Regions from separate parts of the Homo sapiens genome. Here region 2 is linked to region 1. Evidence: read pairs that join two places in POLR2A ChIA-PET (ENCODE). Cell type or tissue: OCI-LY7. All regions are shown on one strand.

What was found. Peaks named below come from ENCODE experiments on the same cell type or tissue, not always from the same donor. Only the 100,000 strongest peaks of a DNase experiment are listed, where the experiment ranks them.
Region 2: POLR2A ChIA-PET joins it to region 1 with 7 read pairs; 7 of 35 experiments call an interaction of 5 or more read pairs at or near these places.

What each region holds. Positions count from the first base shown.
Region 1 is chr2:60,544,147-60,546,646 of GRCh38, forward strand. BCL11A (BCL11 transcription factor A) reads right to left here. Exons shown (of 4, transcript NM_022893.4): 2 at 1,825-2,154. Among named protein-coding and RNA genes, the nearest start is that of BCL11A, 8.3 kb to the right of the region's middle. In OCI-LY7, no CTCF peak of the experiment used is centred here; a DNase peak (open chromatin) is centred at 1,055; H3K4me3 peaks cover 2,421 bases; H3K27ac peaks cover 2,500 bases.
Region 2 is chr2:60,383,775-60,386,274 of GRCh38, forward strand. The region is part of intron 1 of MIR4432HG (MIR4432 host gene); the gene reads right to left. It also overlaps the pseudogene RNU1-32P. Among named protein-coding and RNA genes, the nearest start is that of MIR4432, 2.4 kb to the right of the region's middle. In OCI-LY7, no CTCF peak of the experiment used is centred here; no DNase peak of the experiment used is centred here.

The sequences.
Region 1 (2,500 bases):
TGTGGTTTTAATTCTTGCTTGACAGACACTGTGTTTTGTCTTTTAAACGAGCAGCTCGATATGTAAATACGATGTTACATCACGCAAGTGTTACTCCATATTTGGTGATTTAGCAAGGCTTTGGATCTCCGAAGACGACAAATCCCCTTCCGCCTGCTCTTGCTTCATTAATCATGCCTTACACTTCTGTTCATTTTCCTTCCAGTCACAAGACAACACATGGAAATGGTCATTCCCACATCCTGCTGGGGGGTAGGGGAGATAAAATCTTCACCTACATGTCACATAAGGTAAATGTGGTGGATTCAAGAAATACACTCCACAAATGCAGCTTCCCTAGCAGCAGATTTCCCATTTCACTAAAGGGAAAGTATCTGAGTGCTATCACAGAAAGCACTAAAAAAAGAAAGAAAATGCCATGTTTGGTTTTAATGATCAAATTCTAGAGGGGGAGAGGAGAAATAATATGACATTTAATCCCCTCTAGACCACTGACCTATTATGGTTCAACTTTGTGGTCAAACTAGGTCGGAGAGACAAGTTCCAGTGAATCAATTCATGATATGCACTACCTTTCCTAAAACTGAACAAACCTCTTGCCTTTCGGGAGCTGGGTGGTAGGTAGATGGAAGAAAGCGATCCACCAACAGGCATGGCATGTCTGTCATCACAGAATCTGCATTGACTTTTGTCTAACATGCTCAAGCAAAAAATGTTTTGAGGGTCACTATATAGTGTTACTGTTTATCACTTAGAGAAGGGAATTTAAGTCCCACTGCTAGCCTTTAATTCCTTTTCCCTTGAGCTGCCGAGAAACCCACACACCTAGCTGCCTCCCTGCTAAAATTAACCAAAGGAGGGAGGGCTGTTGAATACGTGTGTGTATTTTTCCAAGAAAATTTTTACATTGTGTTATAGCAGAAACAGTGGAGTCTGGACTGGACATTTGTAAGGGTGACATGTGGCTGTGTAAACCACAAACAAAATCAAGATACATCTGTCAAAACCACATCAGAGACAAGAGAGAGCACAGAGAAGCATTTATCATTTAGCTGAGGAGGCAGGCTGCAGGGAGCAGCCGTTCCTGTCAAACCAACCTTTTGAAATTTCCAACATGCCCTTAAACTTTTCGAGTAAGCATGTCTGTGCGCTTCAGCAACTGCCCTCTCTACTCTGGCCTGGCCAGTCGAAAATGGCATCTTAAAGTCAAGGTCATGGTGTCATCCCACCACGGGGCTGTGTTTAATTACAGCCCCATCCGGGCTGACAGCCAATATGGATCCAAGGCTAGCCCTGAAGCTCAGTTAACTCTTTCCACCACCTCCAACTACCCTGCCAGCCCACTCTACTTCAGGGAAGCCTTGAGAACGAGCTGAACCCCTAAGGAGGCCTGGCCAGATGTTCTGAGTCAAACAAGTCATTGGCTGAACTGCAAATGCCTATATGGCCACTTTGCCTCTGACACGTCACCAAGGCTGGAAATGGACAATGGAAGCTGGACTAGGTGTAGTAAAGCTCAATACTTCAAAATGAGAAGGTGGGGATGGGGAAGAAAAGAAATCCAAAATCGACAGATCCAGAGAGAAGGTGTCTGATGTGTGTACCTATCCTGCCTACATCTGATTCAGTGAGGTGGAAAATATTTATTTTTCTGTGTTCTGGACGTAAGCAACAGAAATGATTATTTTAACATTACAGGGCTGTCATGGACAGTCACATAGAGTAATAGAGAAAGCACTTCACAACTCCTTACTGCTTGGCTACAGCACCTCTGAAAATGAAAAGAAAACATGCAAACAGCTTTTCTCCTTGCTTCTCATTTACCTGCTATGTGTTCCTGTTTGGGGCAAATTCCTCTAGATGACGTTGATAAACAATCGTCATCCTCTGGCGTGACCTGGATGCCAACCTCCACGGGATTGGATGCTTTTTTCATCTCGATTGGTGAAGGGGAAGGTGGCTTATCCACAGCTTTTTCTAAGCAGAGGCTGCCATTGCATTGTTTCCGTTTGTGCTCGATAAAAATAAGAATGTCCCCCAATGGGAAGTTCATCTGGCACTGCCCACAGGTGAGGAGGTCATGATCCCCTTCTGGAGCTCCCAACGGGCCGTGGTCTGGTTCATCATCTGTAAGAATGGCTTCAAGAGGCTCGGCTGTGGTTGGAGAAACAAAAGCACAATTATTAGAGTGCCAGAGAGGACAGAAAGGGGAGAAGCACATCTCAACCCCATGCCATCCCACCACATCATGTAAAGTGTTTCTAGGCTTCTCTATATAATACCCAGAAAATGTGAGCATACAAAAAGTACAAGGATGTGAAGGTTATCAACCAGAGAGCAAATTTGTCAATGAGGCAAATCATCACATATGTAAAGAAAACAGTCTTCCTTGCATAACTCCAGAGAACACACACACACACATATACCCATGCACACACCCACAGCAACAAATGTGTCTGGTTTGTAAGTTTAGAAAGAATGCTACTTAAATAGTTAACAC
Region 2 (2,500 bases), 160 kb before region 1:
ACTCACTTCACTCACTCCCCACTGCCCCCTCCATGACATGCACCTACATTTCATACAGATATTTTCCAAATGAACAGAAACCTAACCAAGGCTGGAATTTGGCTTTAGAGAAGCCAGAAGAACAGGTCAGGTATGTTACTATTCTTTTACTTTGGGAGGTGACTGGTAGGAAGGCTCTGAGTAAGAGCCAGAACTCTTTGGCCTCAGGTTTTTCCCATGTAAATTCATCACTGTGATGGAAAGCAGTGGCATTTCCAATGCGCAGCTGAGAACTTGCATTGACCCAGCAATTACAGGAAAGGGGCAGTTAGAAATCAGCAGAGTTAGGAAACAGCCCCTCACCCAAGAATTAAAACTTGCATACATATGATTTAGGTATTCCCAATAGATCAGGGCTAGAGGGATCTCAGAGTATTTGCTTGTAGTTGCCAACCCTGTCCCCCCCCCAAAACACACACACACACACACACACACACACACACACACACACTCTTACAATTATAGCTCCCTAGCCAAGGAAGACTTATCAATGCCTACCATATGCCTAACAAAGAGAAATAGGAGATAGGCTTCCCGTCCTTAGAGAGTTTATGACATCTCCGAAGAGACAAGATCAAGTGCGAAAGACAGATTGGAACACTACAAGAAGGAACCTAGCAAAGCTCCGAATTGCTTCTTGGGCAGAACCGAGTACCTGATAGACCATTGGGTACTGGGGTCACCTGGTAGGAAGCAGAGAGAGAATCATTTACCATGGAGTTACATGGTAGTTACCAGAAATTTGTTTTGTTTTCTTTTTTAAGTTGTTGTTAAAAATATTTTTCTCAGATATACTTACTGGCAGGGGAGATACCATGACCGCAAAGGTGGTTTTCCGAGGATGAGGCTTATCCATTTCACACTGGATGTGCTGACCCCCTGCAATTTCCCCAAATGTGGGAAACCTGACTGCATAATTTGTGGTAGTGGGGAACTGCATTCATGCTTTAAAAATAATAATAATAAAAATTTGTTTTAGAAAGTGCCCAAACCTTCATCCTTTCCTATCAAGAAGGAGAGGACTTCCCTGCCAGAGTTCCAAGGCAGGGTCATGAGATTCCTAATTCAAAGTCTCGTCAGGGTGGTCATCTGCTCTGCTCGTTGCCTAGTACTCAGAGAGATACATACTCCAGGGCCAGGTGGTGCCACGCAGATGACAAAATAACAAGTGATTGGGCTAATTAGCCTATTTACAATCATAAAATTGTGAAAGAACCTTTCGCAAAACTACAGATGTTTTTAGTGTTCAGAAAGTCTGAAAAAGAACACAGAATTGGGATAGGATTTGGATCCTACCAGATGTTCACAGAGGGAAAGTCCTGCTAAATGGAAAATTCCAAATGTGGCCAGTTAGAAACTCTGTGGGCTGAAAGCCCCTCTACAATCCTGGATAGTTCCTAGTGACATCACTTGAGGTCTCCAAGCCTGAGCAAAGGACAGGATCTGAGCCTAGATGCCCTAAGATGGGATGGGGCACCCTGGAAAGAACAAGGAGTGGAACTGTTCAGCAGTTCACCAGAGACTTATGTCAGCACCTTGACTCAGGCCAGGTGTATGATATCCCAGACAAAGAAGGGAGGTATAGAAGAAAAGCAATAGAAAATGTCCTAGACATTTACCAAACTGTCTACAAGAAGAGCAGCCTCCTCTTTCGTGGGCATCTTGCCCCCTAACTCTGATTTTGCAGTTCTAGCACAAAAAAAATCATAGTTACCCATCCTTCTGCCAGAGAAAAGGGCTCATGAACTGAACTGGACAGTTTCCCCCTCCCTCTGATTGGCCCAAGGATTGGCATGAGACTGAACAGGGAAACTAGGATTTTCCCCAACAGGAAAAAAAAAAAAAAAAAAAAGCATTTTATGCTCTGATCACATGAACCAATAAACACCCAGCCCTCCTTTCTTCTTAAGCTGGTCCCAGTGATAATTCTACCACGTACAACCAGTGGATTTGTGACTAATAAAGGAAATACGTGGAATTCTCACCAGTTGTCTTCTGGTTTGTATCAGACTCCTACCCTGTGGCTAGGTCCTAGAGGACACCCTCTGGCTCATAGCTAGAGGACACCCTCATAGCTCAAGGGTGATGAAACAGGAAAGTTGCAGAGTGGAGGGGGCAGGTTCCTGCTAGTGGTGACAGTGACATTGTCTAAGGCGTCGTGGCATTAGGCACTGCGCTAATGTGCCACCCAGCAAAGCTGGTGTTCTGCTCAGGGGCACTCTGTGAACAGAGCTGATGAGAACAGACTCTCTCTATGAGCCCCTCCAACTAAAAGCTGCCCCTACCACTCCCAGCCACCTGCTTTCCAGCAGAGCTGGCAGGAGAAGCTACAACCCACCACCCTTACACACCTCCGGCAAGCAATGAAAAGGGAGTCCAAGGTATCTGTCCGTCGAGAACATGAGAAACCTGCATTTTAATCCCACTTTTTACCAAAGATGGGAACTTGGTTAAGTAACAA